2 separate regions of the Homo sapiens genome follow, and region 1 is linked to region 2. The links are chromatin loops, found by intact Hi-C in ENCODE. Cell type or tissue: tibial artery. All regions are shown on one strand.

Region 1 (8,000 bases), 440 kb after region 2:
ACTAAATAGTGATGGAGATGGGGTTTCGCTATGTTGTCAAGTTGGTCTCGAACTACTGGGCTCAAGCAATTCTCCCGCCTCGGCCTCCCAAACTGTTGGGATTACAGGCGTGAGCCACTGTGCCCAGATGGGCCGGATGTTTTTAATGAACCAAAAGGAGATTTATACTTCCATGGCAGGGTTTGGGGATAAATAAGTAATGGGTACACAGAATATCAACCCAATCCCCTAAATGAGGCAATTATTAAGTCCAGGAAAAATAAGTGGTTGTACAAGAAAGGAAATGTAATTACAATACATTACTCAGCTGGGAAGAGTGTGTGCTGAGAAATAATAGTGCATACATTGAATTCTGATTCAATCAAAAGGAGAAGCTGGTGGGAGAGTGTGGGGGGGCACGTGTGAGAGAACAAGCTTTCAGCCGCCATCGTGGGAAGGACATGGGTAAATTTCTCAATCTGAAAAGGAGAAAAAAAAAAGCAGCACCAGCAGCAACATGAGCATGGCTATTCGGAAGTAAATACCAAAGAGAATCAGCTACAATCACAGAAAAGGTTGCCTCTGAGAAGGGGGAATCAGGAAAGAGGTGTGGTTTTTCGTCAGAAGCCTTGTAGTACTATTCGATTATTAAAACTGTCAATTTATGATGTTGATTAAAAGCATACATGAAATGTAGGCAGGGAGCGGTGGCTTATGTCTGTAATCCCAGCACTTTGGGAGGCTGAGGCGGGTGGATCATTGAGGTCAGGAGTTCGAGACCAGCCTGGCCAACATGGTGAAACCCCGTCTCTACTAAAAATACAAAAATTGGCTGGGTGTGGTGGCGGGCGCCTGTAATCCCAGCTACTCAGGAGGCTGAGGCAGGAGAATTGCTCGAACCCGGGAGACAGACGTTGCAGTGAGCCAAGATTGCTCCATTGCACTCCAACCTCAGCGATAGAGCGAGACTCCGTCTCAAACAACCAAAAATACATGAATGTAAGTAACTAAAAAACAAAACCAAAAATTCTCAAGCTGCTCCCCGCTCCCAGCTCTCTGTCAGGCCCAGGCAACCCCAGGGTAGGGCCCCGAGGCCTGTCCTGTCTTCCTGGATTCTGCACCTCCTCCCCGGCCCCTCTCGGCCCTCCTGTGCTCCCTCCATGCCCCTCTCTGGGCTGCTCCGGGTCTATCTGTGGATTTGTCCTGGTCCTCATCCCTCCTGCCTTAGCCTGCCTCCCACCTTGCCTGCCCCTTTCTGCACTTTACTCCCTTTTGGGTTCTGCCCATGGCAATCAGAGGGGAAGGGGTGCCTGTCCCTGGGGGAGGAGCCCAGCCCTGTCCACAGGGCCCGTGGCACCCGCAATAGCTGTCAGCTGGCCCCTTTAGCCACACCCCTACTGGCCCCACACCAGCCGCCCATGGTGGTAGGACACAGAGAAGTTGCTCCTGCTTGCCGGGGAGGTGAATTGGGGCTAGCAGGCTGTACTCCATCATCTCCATGACACCTCGCCTAATTACACTGCGTGCTATTCATCTGGATGTCAGCGCTGCAGCATGGCTTTGCCCTTAATTAATAATTTGGTAAAACTCCACTCGGGGCCTGGCCAGGGAAGTTCAGCAGGGACTGCTAAGGCTGGGCTGCTGCCGGGGTTGGGGGGCCAGGCTGGTGAGCACTTCCCCGCCAGCAAGTGTGGGCTCCCCCAAACATTCCCAGGTGGCACCCCTTCACCCTGAGTTCCTGTTTGAAAGACCAGAGCCTGGGGGGAGACAGGGATGGGTGAGGGGTGTCTGCAGCTTGGGCACTGCCCCTGGAGGAGAGGGTGACTCAGGCCTCAGGGCACCCGTCAGATACCCCTTCCTGCCCCAAACACCACAGCTTATTCTAAAAGCATCGGTCCCACTGATAAGAGGCTCAGAGAGGCGAGGTGGCTTACCCAAGCACACACAGCACACAAGTACAGAGGCCTTGGTCTGGAACCCAGGGCCCTGGTTGCCTGTGCACAGCCACTTCCACCAGGACAAGGAGCCCCAGGCCAGGCCCTTCAGGGACTCTTCCGCAGAGGAGGCAGGACACAGGCCCTGGGGTGGGCGTGTACCAGCTACCAGGGTGTGAGGGGCGAGGCTGGCTCTCCTGGAGCTCATGCTGCCCTTGGCCCTGGAGGACGGGGCCCCCATGAGAGGTGCGTGGCTCAGGTCAGATGCTGTGCAAGGGGCCAAGGCCCAGCTCAGACCCAGATTCAAATAGTCCAATGCCTGTGGCCAGAGCAGGGGTGGGGCTTGGGACAGCTAGGACCACCAGAGGGGCCCCTCCCTGGGGCCTGACCTTGGCCAGATCCTAAAGGACCACTCCAGCCCTGGTGTGTCTTCTGATCCTGAGTGCCACAGGAGAGGGGACGCAGGACAGCTGGGGTCTCAGAGGCTCCAAAGGCCAGGCCCACCTGCTTCTTGGAGTCTTTCCCTCCCAGCCTCCAGGCAGGGTGGGGGCCTGGGAAAGGGACACAGAGGCCCGCAAGTGAGCAGGAAAATCTATTTGGATCTGACTTGAATTATTAAGTGGTTCAAGAATATTCTTAGCTCTGGGCAGGCTGTGGTCTGTAGAGACGGACTTTACCACGGCCCTATTTTTAAAGTTCTGTGGGTCGGAGTCAGAGTCGAGACGTCACTGCACTTAGGGCCCCCCTGCACGCCCCTCTGCCTGCCGCCGGGGAGTAGGGTGGGGACAGGGCAGGGGGGCACATGCCAACCCTGCAGACCCCCACCCTGCAGGGGAAGGGCGTGTGACGCAGGGATGGGAAGTTGGGGCTCCCCCACCTACCAGGTGCCCAGGCCCACCCCTGCCCAGCCCCTGGCCCGTGAACCTGCTCCCCCAATTCTAGCCCCCCTTGACCCTCACACCCTGTTTCCCCTGCTTCAATCCCCTGCACTCTACTCCCCCAAACCCGCCCCCCTCCCCAGAGCAGCCTTGGGGAAAGGGGCTGGGCCAGCTCAGGGCTGCCACTGCACATCCCCACGGTGGGCTGGCATCTCTGCAAGATGCTTTTGACTGAAGAAAAAAAATCAAGCTTTTGAAGAATTCAAGTTAGTTTTATTCAAAGGTCTTACTGAGAATCCTAGACCCAGGTCCCAGCCCGGGAGCAGCCTTAGAGAGCTCCTGTTTGACTGCCCGGCTCAGTGTCTCGGCCCACTGCTTGGTTACGGGGGCCGGGGCTCAGGACCTGCACAGTCACATCCATCCAGCTGGCTCCGAAGTTACATTACAGCAGAATCACATCAAGGTTTGGGCATAAGAGCACTTCTGGTTACAGATTACAGAAGCATAATCGCTAACCTTGGCCAACATTTTCTCATGTGCACGAAAAGCCAAGGACCAGGGTCCTTCACCTTTTAAGGAATACAGTGACTCAGGCAACAGACGCGGGGCCGTGTGTTCTTTCCTGTTTTGTTTTCAAAGCGTCTCTCTGGAGAGCTGCAGTGTCACAGAGTAAGGGCCCACAGAAATGAGCACACACTTAGGTTTGCTGCTGACACGCCCTGCCTCTCCTCATGTGGTTCATGTGGCCATCAGCCGGGGCTGAAGACCCCTGGCACACACCTGCACCCCAAACGGACTACAGGTGCCGCTTTCATTTCAACTCTCACCCATTTAGGGTTCGGAGCCCCACACCCACTTAACCCCAAGCCCAGTGGCAAAGCTTCCTGAGAGGCCCGGAACCGCCAGCCATGAGTTCTACACCACCCCCACTGTCCTCCTGAAACCCTGCTCCCCCAAAGACAGGCCTTACTGAGGACTTGGTGGGGTGCTGGTCAGGAACTGCCCGGTCTTTGGGGAGGGGGTGCTGGCTGTCCGCCTGGGGAGAGCCTGGGAAAGGCATGCAGGCAGATGTGGTTGGAGCTCCGACTCTCTGACTCTTGGGCTTAGGTGAGTCCTCAGCAGGTGCCCTGCACTCCTGGTCCCCTTTCCCAGCCAGATCACTGCTCAGCATCTGCAGAGTCAAGGAGGACTCTCCCAAAACCATGCACGGCCAGATGGCCCAAGTTAAAAGAAGATGCCAGTGACTAAAAGCAGGAGTGAAGGCAGGGACGTTCTCAGAGACCTCACACACATCAATAAAATCCCGTGAACGACGGTATGCCAACAGATGAGATAACATGGACGAAACGGAAAAACTCCAAGAAACACACAAGCTAGCAACTGACTCAAGGATGGACAATCCGAACGATCTATAACAAATACATAGATTGAATCGAATCAAAATCCTCCCAAAGACCCAAGACCAGATAGGCTTACTGGCAAATTCTACCAAAGGTTCTAGCAAGAATTAACACCAATCTCTCTCTTCCAAAAAAAACGGAGGAGAGAACATTTCCTAACCCAATCTATGAGGCTAATATTATCCTGATATCAAAACCAAAGGAAGACATCATAAGAAAACACCAGACCAATATCCCTTATAAATACAGATGTAAAAATCCGCACCAAAATACAAGCAAATCACATTCAGCAGCAGAGTAAATGGATTATACACCATGACCGAGTTAGATGTATTCCACAAATGGAAACTGGCTCAACATATGAAAATCAATCAATGTAACACCTCATATTCACAGAAGAACACAGGATCTTTTCAATAGAGGCCAGAAAAGCATTTGACAAAATCCAGTACCCTTTAAGGATAAAAACACTTAACAAATTAGGACTAGAAGGGACCGTCTTCAGCTGGATGAAGAGCATCCTTGAAAATCTAACAGCTCACATCACATCTAGTGGTGAAAGACTGCAAACGTTCCCTTAAGATCAGGAACAAGACAAGGACGTGTGCTCTCACCACCACGTTCGATCAGGAACGAGACGAGGACGTGTGCTCTCACCACCGCGTTCGATCAGGAACGAGACGAGGATGTGTGCTCTCACCACCGCGTTCGATCAGGAACGAGACGAGGACGTGTGCTCTCACCACCGCGTTCGATCAGGAATGAGACGAGGACGTGTGCTCTCACCACCACGTTCAACAAAGTGCTAGACGTTCCAGCCAGAGCAATGAGGCAAGAAAAAGAAATAAAAGGCGTTCAGAGTGGAAAGGAGGAAGTGGAAATGGGCCAGGTGCAGTGGCTCGCGCCTGTAATCTCAGCACTTGGGGAGGCCGAGGTGGGAGGAAAGCTTGAGCCCAGGAGTTGGAGACCAGCCTGGGTAACATGGTGAGACCCTGTCTTTACAAAAAAATCTTGAAAAACTAGGCCGGACACAATGGCTCACGCCTGTAATCCCAGCACTTTGGGAGGCTGAGGCAGGTGGATCACGAGGTCAGGAGATCGAGACCATCCTGGCTAACACGGTGAAACCCCGTCTCTACTGAAAAAAAAAAAAAAATTAGCTGGGCGTGGTGGCGGGCGCCTGTAGTCCCAGCTACTCAGGAGGCTGAGGCAGGAGAATGGCGTGAACCCGGGAGGCGGAGCTTGCAGTGAGCCGAGATCACGCCACCGCACACCAGCCTGGGCGACACAGCGAGACTCTGTCTCAAAAAAAAAAATTAGCCAGGCATGGTGGCACATGCTTGTAGTCCCAGCTACTCTGGAGGCTGAGCCAGGAGGATTGCTTGAGCCCAAGAGGTCGAGGCTGCAGTGAGCCATGATCACACCCCTGCACTCCAGTCTTGGCAACAGAGCGAGACCCTGTCTCAACAACAAAGCAAAATGGTCTGGGACAACTGGCTACTCACAGGTATGACATGGGACCTGCTCCCTTACACCATACACAAATTTAAGTCAAAATGGATCAAAGACTTAAAGGTAAGAAGCACTAAAACTATACATTTCTTAGAAGGAAATGTAGGTGTAAATTTTCATGGCCTTGAATTAGTCAATGGCTTCTTAAATCTAACATCAAAAGCATAAGCAACAAAATAGATGGACTTCATCAAATTTAAAAACTTTCATGCATCAAAGGACACTAACAAGAAAATAATGACAACCCACAGGAAAAAATATTTGTAAACTAAAGAAGTGATCAATATCTAGGATTCAGAACATATAAAGAACTTCTGCAACTCAACAAGATGACAACCCAATTTTTAAAATGGGCAAAGGATTTGAATAGATGCTTTGCTCACGAGGATATACAAATGGTTACTAGACATGAGAAGGCGCTCACCACCATTAGCCATCAGGAAATGCAAATCAAATGCACAATGAAATACCACTTTTTTTTTGAGGCAGGGTCTCATTGTCACCCAGGCTGGAATGCAGTGGCACAATCACGGTTCACTGCAACCTCAACCTCCTGGGCTTAAGTGATCCTCCCACCTCAACCTCCCGAGTAGCTGTGATTATAGGAGTGCATCACCATGCCTGGTTAATTTTTTAGTTTTCTGTAGAGATGAGGTCTCACTATGTTGCCCAGGCTGGTCTCAAACTCCTGGGCTCAAGTGATCCTCCTGTCACAGCCTTCCAAAGTGCTGGGATTACAGGCATGAACCACTCACTGTGCCCAGCCGAAACACCAGTTTCTACTCCAAGGAATGGCTAGAATCTAAGCGGCAGATAATAGCAAGTGGTGGTGAGGGTGTGCAGAACCTGGAACCCTTGGGCATTGCTGGTGGGGATGTGAACTGATGTAGCTGCTATGGAAAAGTCTGGCAGTTTCTCAGAAAGTTAAACACAGGGTCACCACATGACCCAGAAATTCTACTCCTAGGTATATATACCCAAGGCAACTGAAAACATGTTTACACAAAAGCGTGTACATCAGTCTTCATTGCAGCATTATTCACAAAAGCCCTGAATGGAAAAAACCCAAATATCCACCAGGATTAACAAAATGTTTATACTGATCCATATGATGGAATATGACTCAGCCATAAAGAAGAATGAGGTCCTGACACCTGGCACGACACAGGTGCATCTTGAAAACATTATGCCAAGAGAAGGAAGCCAGACAGAAAAGACTACACGGTGATTCCACGCCTGCATGGCGCCCACAGCAGGCCTGTCCAGAGACACACGGTGATTCCACGTCGGCATGGTGCCCACAACAGGCCTGTCCAGAGACAGGAAGCCCTTGCTGGGTGCCAGGGTCTGGGGAAGGGAGAACGGGGAGTGACTACTAATGGATATGGGGTTTCCCTTTGGGGTAAAAAACCGTTCTGGAACTAAACAGTAATGATGGTTGCACATGATTGTGAATATACCAAAAGTCAATGAGTTGTAGTGGAAATGATGACTTTTATCTCAAAACAAACATAAACTACTCACGTAAAAATTGTCTGCAAACTTATCTCCAGGCTCTGGCCTGCTCCTTCTTGCAAGGGGAGGGGAAAATGAAGGACCCCCTGACCAGGTCCTGGCCAGGCCCTCAGCTGGGGAGGCCCACCTGACACCCATGGTCCTTGAGGAACCAACGGTTTTAAGCAGAGCCTGACCTCCAGCCCCAGAGGAGCCCAGAGCCATCTCTGCCCCCCTCACAGAGGTGGGTCATTGGGGTTGAAGCTACTGCTCTTTGTGCAAAGCCTACCACATGCCAGGCAGTTGTGGGCATTTCTTCTGAGTCTCCCGGCCCCCTGGGAAGCTCCCCTGTTGGAGTGAAGCCCCAGGGCGCAGGAGGTGTGGTCCTGTCTGGCTCCAGAGGAAGGGGGCAGCCAGGCCTCCCTTCGAGGACCTGAGTTCTGATGGCTTGGGATGGCGTGAGGAGCTGCCAGCTCAGGTGGGAGCCTGGTAGATGAGACCTCCCTGACCTGGCTTCATCCTCTCATCACTGGGGTTGGCACAGCATGGCGGACTGACGGCCTTGTGGGCCTCACCTCTCCAAACCAACAGCCTTCCCTCACCAAGGACTCACCATGTGCCAAGGCTCCCTGCTGAGCCCTTACACACTTCACCTGGTGGAATATCCCCCACCACATGGGCAGGTACTGACCCCTGTGGGATGCGTTTTGAGCTTTGCTCAAGGCCAGCCTGGAAGAGACAGTGGGATCTCAGCCAGCTCTGCCCAGCTTCCACACTGTGCTTCTAATGCCTCTAATTCCCTG
Region 2 (8,000 bases):
TGCTGGCTACATGGTGAACGTTCCCAGCCCGGCTCTTAGCCCGGCTTTCATATCTTCTCGCTTAGCTTCATGGACGGCGCTCCAGGTGGCTCCTTCATGAATTCTCTTCTTGGCTGTCTGTTCTGTGATTTAATTCATCTCCAGAGTTTTCAATAACAGTGCATGTCTTTTCTTTTTCACAGCTTCAATTTGTTTTTTCAGATCTGCTTATGAGTTTAGAAAAATCAATCGTTTCTGAGGATGAGTAGGAAGCACTGAATGTTTTCTCATAACAGGCACAAAGCACTGAAGAAACAAAACAATGGTTGATGGTTTGACAGAATCATAGCAAATTCTTTCTAGTCAGTCATTTAAGAATATTTATATTATTTATTTATTGAGTGGAGACGGGGTCTCACTCTGTTGCTCAGGCTGGAGTGCAGTTGTACAGTCACAGCTCATTGCAGCCTTGACTTCCCCGGGCTCAGGCGATCCTCCCACTGCAGCCTCCTGAGTAGCTGAGACCACAGGCGTGTGCCACAACGCCAGACAAATTTTTTTGTATTTTTGGTAGAAACGGGGTTTCACCATGTCGCCCAGGCTGGTCTCGAACTCCCGAGCTCAAGCAGTCTGTCAGCCTTGGCCTCCCAAAGCGCTGGGATTACAGGTGTGAGCCACCATACCCAGCCTCCTTTTCATTCTTTCAAACCTGGCTGTGTCCTCAAAACTTCCGCAGGCTCGTGGCTGAGGTGGGGCCGTTCATGTGAGCTTAGCTCACCCTCGCGCCCAAGTCGCCAGTGAGCATTCTTCCTCACTTCTTCATGTGGGATTTGCTTTCTTCCTTATTCTTAAGAATGGGAAGTGATGGTTTCCAAAACTGATACAAAGTATCAACTTTAACTGCCTGTGATGTTTCAATACAACACAAAGTGCACATACTGTTTACCTTTTGGAAAATAGTCCTGTTTGTTTTGTGTTTTAAAAAATCCTTTAGCTTAGAAAACCAACTAGGGGGTGAAATTACATACAAAAGTTCCTTTATACAGCAAAGCCACCGAACACTGTGTAAACTAGCTAATATGTTTAAATATTCTGGCAATATTAAGTTATGTTAAAGAATTATTTAGGATATATCTATTTTGTTCTCATTACTAAGCTGGGAGTTAGAAATTAAAACATTATGAAACATTTATAGAATAACTATACACCCTATTCATGGATTACTAATTTTCAAACAATTTAATACAATAAAGTATACTGAAAATTTAAACTTTCAAACAACCTTCTTTCCTTCCTTTCCTCTCTCCCTTCCTTCCTGAAATGGGGTGCTTCGATATCTTCTTGTGCTCCAAGACCTTCCCAGGCGCCTGAACTCTCATATTACAGACGTGCGGCGCTCACTAGTCTAACGCGGCGGACAGCAGGGAGAGTGGATTTGACTATTTTGCAAAGAAGTCCCAGTGAAAAGAGACTAAAATAAACTAAAACCACCCATGTGTCCGGGTTAACTGAGCTCTTGTTTAGAGACAGACACGAAATAACAGCTGCGCTCATGGTAGTAAGCAAAGGGCCATGTCTAACGTGAAGCAGTTGCTGACCCCGTGGACGTGGCCCCTGCTGTGACCCTTGACCTTTCTCCTGTAGCCCCCGTCAAAAGGCCCCACCGCAGTGCAGCGTGTGGGCAGAGGCGAGTGCTGAGTCCCAAGCCCGTGGAGAGCGTGCTGCCCCGTCCTTACTGGCATGTAGGGGTCCGCCAGGACCGACAGGAAGTACTTGTGGCCGTTGTCCTTCACGAGGTCCGCTTGGCACGACTGGACAGAAAGAGACAGAGGAGAGGCAGTGAGTGCAGTGTCCCGCAGATGCCACAAGCTTCTCATGGTGCGTGAACGAATAAGGGCAGGGACTTCTTATACCTCAATTATTTCCTCCTTTCAAGCCCAGTTTTCATTTGAAAAACAGCTGCAGCCGGTGCCTGCAGACATGCTTTCCTTGGCTAAGAAGGGGAGGGATCCCACGAACGCCCAGAGGAAAGCAGCTCCCAGACGTTTTCTTTCACAACGTCCGGGCACCTGCTGGGGAGTGCCCTGCAGCCCCTGCCTGCACCCCGCTCCTCTCCAGGGGTCCCGCTCCCTCCCTCTGCCCTCCACACTGGAGCACATCCATCCAGCACTCACTCAGAACCAGCCTGTTGGTGCAGACCCGGTCCCGCTCAAGCTTTTCTTGGGGGTTTGCTTGGACTTACAAAATGCTGAAAACCAATCGTGTGTGAGGCAGTAATTCCCAGTGATTTGTGTGCACAGTCCCACTTGAGCAGGTGCTTCCCACTGGCCCCACTTGTTCACCCTCAGGGGCAGCCCCAAGGTGGGAGGTTTCCTGGTGCTAAAGCTGCTGCCAGGCAGGCGACCTTCCCACGCTTCAGGCCATTCTGTGCCTGTCTACACATTCACAGTCACGTGGCCATGACTCGCCTCAGTCGTGAGGACCTACTGTGTGCTGTCAGCACAATCACAGCCACACGGCCATGGCTCGGCACAGTCGTGAGGGCCTACTGGGTGCTGAGCACTAGGTATTTGTGCCCTGCTCACAGTTCCTGAAGGAGCAGCGAGAGGCACCATAGGGTGCTTGGAAAGCGGGGAGAGGGAGGGTCTTGTACTTTTTGGAGACCTCTTTACGCTGATGAGCAGACAGAACTGTCCAGGGCAGTGAGGGAAGAAGGGGAAGGGTGGGATCGAGGGAAAAGACTCCTGCTGCTAGGAAATGGCAGGTCCAGGCCCGGGATGTGGGAGTGGGAGGAGAAAGGGGCAGGGCAGGTGGGGGCAGGGCAGGCGGGGGCAGGGGCAGGGGAAGGGCAAGCAGGAGCAGGGCAGGCGGGGGCAGGTGGCGTTGGGCAGGAGGGGCTGCAGAGCCCAGCAGGAGCTGCAGCCGGGAAGGACATGGCAGGTGGGCTACGGGTCAGACAGGCTGGGTTGGAGCTGGGTCAGCAAGGACAGAGGACGGAGATGATGCCAGGGATGCGAGGATCCAAGTGGAGGGCTGCCCACTGAAGAGGTGGGTTGCGTTTTCATCCCGGAGGGGTTACAGTGGGGCACACTGCAGCTGAGGCATCGATGATGAGACACAAGCAGGGCTGCTCCGGGGCGCGCACAGCCGAAACGCAGAACCTGACCCAAGCCAGGCTTCTAAGATGAGAAGTCACCGCTTATCGGGTGGTGCTGAAGACCACTTTCAGAGGGCAAGGCGGGGGACGGGGCCTGGGGAAGGAGGAGGGACGGGCCCCTAGAGGAAGGGGCTTCCGAGGGTCCTGTGGGCGTCCTGGAGGAAACAGGCCGGCTCTGAGGCTGGCAGTGTTACCGGAAGCCACACCAGGCTGCCTAACTTGGGGACACTTCTGCAAGTGCTGGCTCTGGAAGGGAATAAAATGATCCTGCCTTGGATATTCAGGGGTAACGATAATACTTCGGGAAGTATTTGCCCAAAACCCGAGGAAAAGGGGCAAGATTTGAAACAAAACTAAGTTTCAAGTCCAGGTTCTCCCTCTTACTAGTCAGGGACCCAGGTAAAGTTTTAAAAATCTGTGCTCAGCTGGGCGTGGTGGCTCATGCCTATAATCCCAGCACTTTGGGAGGCTGAGACAGGCGGGTCACAAGGTCAGGAGTTCGAGACCAGCCTGGCCAATATGGTGAAATCCTGTCTCTACTAAAAAATACAAAAATTAGCAGGGTGTGGTGGTGCGTGCCTGTAGTCCCAGCTACTCGGGAGGCTGAGGCAGGAGAATCGCTGGAACCTGGGAGGCGGAGGCTGTAGTGAGCTGAGATCGCACCACTGCATTCCAGCCTGGGCGACAGAGCAAGACTACGTCTCAAAAAAAAAAAATCTGTGCTCAGGTCGTGGAGTCAGAGATGAAACCACGCATGTGAAAGCAGTCTGAAACTGCAGTGCGATGTACAAATCATGGATGCTGTGTTTCTTGGAGAGGGACCCACAGAGCATGGGTTTCTAGGATCAATACCTAGAAACTGAGCAGTGACAGACACTGCATCGACAGAGTGAGGCGTGCGTTCTGCCAGCTCCCAGCATGCTCCTTTCCAGAGGACGAAGGCCATGCAAGGACAGAGGGCCGGAATTTTAAGAACTGGATGCCTGAGGATCAAGAAGAGAACGGCTCTCCAGTGCAGCCCTGCACAGCTGGCCCTTTCCCACTGAGGCAGGAGCAGTTTTGCAGAGGGAATCTGCTGGTTATGCAGCCCAGAAGCCCCTAACCCCGCCATTTCTCAGGGGTGCTCTTACAATGAGGTGTTTCTGCCTCACATCAATACACTGATGAGGCGGGTTATGGGCTGGGCTGCTGGAATGAGAGCTGAGCACGATGGGGAGCGGGTGGTCAGGGAGCCAGGCGCCGGCCTCAGATTGCAAGCTGCTCCCCCGAGCTGAGGAGGCCAATTAAGCAGGCAGTTTTCAAGCAACAACTGGCTTTAGCTGAAGGTTTTGACAAATAAACTGAGATGCATCGACCGCCGTCCACGTAAAGACTCAGCCCAGAGGGCCAGGGCAACAGAAAAAGCACTGGGTTCTGAGAATGAAGGCACCTTCCTTTGTTTTAACCACAGGTTCCACAAGTCAAATCGAAGCCCACACATTCACGGTGAAGCTCCTCAAACATGTCTCACGAGAGTGTAATGAAGCATCACTGACTCAAATCTCACTAATTCTGAATTTGAGGCATGCAAATCAGGGTGGGAGAACTTAGATGTGCCCTTGGTATCGGAGTCTGGCAACTATGTGGTGTATACTACCAGATGTCTGTTCTGATACGGTCATTATGCCAGGTGGGAACCACGGATGATGATGCCTTTTCATACCTTCATTTTCAGCGCTCGGCAGGGGTCATTTACATATCTGTTTAATACACACATTTTCACTAACTCAAACCGCCCCCACCCTCCCCGCAGGCAGGAACCTGGGAGCTCCCACTTCGCTGGCTAGGGGGACTGGGGTGGACTCTCTCGGCTGCTGCTCACTCGCCCAAATTACAAGCACACTTAGACCAAGGGCCTCGTTAAACAGAAGAGGAAACAAGACTTGAAACCACACACGCGCAGAACGGCAGCCAGCAGGCAACACACACTCCCTGCGTGGCACGGGCTCAGTGGGAAGACCCAGCAGGCGACACACACACATCCTGGGCGGCACGGGCTCGGTGGGAAGACCCAGCAGGCGACACACACACCCTGCATGGCACGGGCTCGGTGGAAGACCCGGCAGGCGACACACACACCCTGAGTGGCACGGGCTCGGTGGGAAGACCCGGCAGGCGACACACACACCCTGCATGGCACAGGCTCGGTGGAAAACCCAGCAGGCGACACACACACCCTGTGTGGCACGGGCTCGGTGGAAGACCCGGCAGGCGACACACACACCCTGTGTGGCACGGGCTCGGTGGAAGACCCGGCAGGCGACACACACACCCTGCGTGGCACGGGCTCGGTGGAAGACCCGGCAGGCGACACACACATCCTGGGTGGAGGGGCTTGGTGGAAGACCCGGCAGGCGACACACACACCCTGCGTGGCACGGGCTCGGTGTGAAGACCCAGCAGGCGACACACACATCCTGGGCGGAGGGGCTTGGTGGAAGACCCGGCAGGCGACACACACACCCTGCGTGGCACAGGCTCGGTGGGAAGACACGGCAGGCGACACACACACCCTGCGTGGCACGGGCTCGGTGGGAAGACACGGCAGGCGACACACACACCCTGCGTGGCACGGGCTCGGTGGGAAGACACGGCAGGCGACACACACACCCTGCGTGGCACGGGCTCGGTGGGAAGACACGGCAGGCGACACACACACCCTGCGTGGCACGGGCTCGGTGGAAGACCCGGCAGGCGACACACACACCCTGCGTGGCACGGGCTCGGTGTGAAGACCCGGCAGGCGACACACACACCCTGCGTGGCACGGGCTCGGTGGAAGACCCGGCAGGCGACACACACACCCTGCGTGGCACGGGTTCGGTGGGAAGACACGGCAGGCGACACACACACCCTGCGTGGCACGGGCTCGGTGGAAGACCCGGCAGGTGACACACACATCCTGGGCAGCACGGGCTCGGTGGAAGACCCGGCAGGTGACACACACACCCTGCGTGGCACGGGCTCGGTGTGAAGACCCAGCAGGTGACACACACATCCTGGGCGGCACGGGCTCGGTGGAAGACCTGGCAGGTGACACACACACCCTGCGTGGCATGGGCTCGGTGTGAAGACCCAGCAGGTGACACACACATCCTGGGCGGCACGGGCTCGGTGGAAGACCTGGCAGGTGACACACACACCCTGCGTGGCACGGGCTCGGTGTGAAGACCCAGCAGGTGACACACACATCCTGGGCGGCACGGGCTCGGTGGGAAGACCCGGCAGGCGACACACACACCCTGCGTGGCACAGGCTCGGTGTGAAGACCCGGCAGGCGACACACACACCCTGCGTGGCACGGGCTCGGTGGAAGACCCGGCAGGCGACACACACATCCTGGGCGGAGGGGCTTGGTGGAAGACCCGGCAGAGACTCGGGGCTCAGATGAACAGCACGGTGCCGGCAGCGTGAATCTGCCAAAGCCGCCCTCTCAACAGGCTCCATCTTGCTGTGCTTGTTTTCTCCCAGATCAAGCTATGGTGGTGACATGTGAAGGCCAGAGTAGAAAGCAGGTGGGAAGAGCATGAACATGACATTTTTTTTCCTGAGCAAGCCCCCTTCCCTCACCACACACTGAAGCCAATTTTGATTCTTCTGTGTCTCAGGTTTCAGGAACTTATATTTTTTTAAATGGGGAAAAGGGAGGTGAAGAAGAGAAGAAGAGCAAACACAAAGTGGGAAGATGCAAGCATGTATTTGTTGTTGCAGCAACTAAAGATGTGGTTTGCAAGCAGACACGACAATGGGGCAGAGACCAGGAGGAGCCCCTGGCCAAGGCCCTGCCTTCTACAAGGTGCACCCGTAAGGCCGGGGCGGGCTTTCTTCCTCTGAATATTCTGGCAAAAGATGCCATGGGAAGAGACCCTCCCTTTATTCTCCTTAACAAAGATTTTAAGGATTATTTTATGGAGAAGCAGGAACACAAGAATTACGCCCAGGCTAACAGACCACCGTGCCTGACGGGGAAGGCATAAGGAGGCAGGATGATGAGCCAAGCCCTGAGCCATTTCACGCGAACACCCTACCACGCGCGATTTCACGCAAATACCCTACCACGTGCGTTCTGACGTGAACACAGAGACAATCACAGAGATACGGGCCGTGTTTCATGTCCACTGGGTAGAAGAGTTTAGCCCTTGTTATGAGCGGGGTGCTGGGAAGGAAAAAAGTTTCCAACAAGAACACAGCTCCTGAGTGAGCCTTCGGTGGTGTGTTACCGTAACGTGAGGATGCTACCGGGGAAGTCATCTGCAGGCAGATGGAGGGCTGTGCTGAGATGTTGATATGTGCAGCGTTTTCACAATGGTGGGTGCCAATAAAACTGCTAATGCCTGGGGAAATGATACCGAAGCAGGGATTTCTGTTTACCGGTCACAAGAGCTCACTGCTCTTCACGACTTCAGCAGAACATCCACCGAGCAGTGCAAGACAAGCTTTCCGCCTCAGACCTTCACCCCCAGGCACAGTGTATTCCCCACTCGCCAAGTGAGGCAAGATATTTCAACATAAATATATATATTAATATAGACACATTGATTTTCTGTAAATGGTTAATTCTAATCCCAGCACTTTGGGAGGCCGAGGCGGGTGGATCATGAGGTTAAGAGACGGAGACCATCCTGGCTAACACGGTGAAACCCCATCTCTACTAGAAACACAAAAATTAGCTGGGCGTGGTGGCACGCGCCTGTGGTCCCAGTTACTTGGGAGGCTGAGGCAGGAAAATCGCTTGAACCCGGGAGGTGGAGGTTGCAGTGAGCTGAGATCATGTCACTGCACTCCAGCCTGGTGACAGAGCAAGACTGTCTAAAAAAAAAAAAAG

Evidence for each region. Peaks named below come from ENCODE experiments on the same cell type or tissue, not always from the same donor. Only the 100,000 strongest peaks of a DNase experiment are listed, where the experiment ranks them.
Region 1: it touches region 2 in a loop (5-fold over the local background); 17 of 110 quality-filtered maps call a loop at or near these places.

The regions. Positions count from the first base shown.
Region 1 is chr17:80,433,129-80,441,128 of GRCh38, reverse strand. ENDOV (endonuclease V) reads right to left here. Exons shown (of 10, transcript NM_173627.5): 10 at 3,043-4,996. The coding sequence ends at 4,986. Among named protein-coding and RNA genes, the nearest start is that of MIR4730, 18 kb to the right of the region's middle. In tibial artery, no CTCF peak of the experiment used is centred here; no DNase peak of the experiment used is centred here.
Region 2 is chr17:80,874,205-80,882,204 of GRCh38, reverse strand. RPTOR (regulatory associated protein of MTOR complex 1) reads right to left here. Exons shown (of 34, transcript NM_020761.3): 14 at 1,716-1,790. Among named protein-coding and RNA genes, the nearest start is that of CHMP6, 110 kb to the left of the region's middle. RefSeq lists enhancers at 3,014-3,613, 4,831-4,880, 7,969-8,000. In tibial artery, no CTCF peak of the experiment used is centred here; no DNase peak of the experiment used is centred here.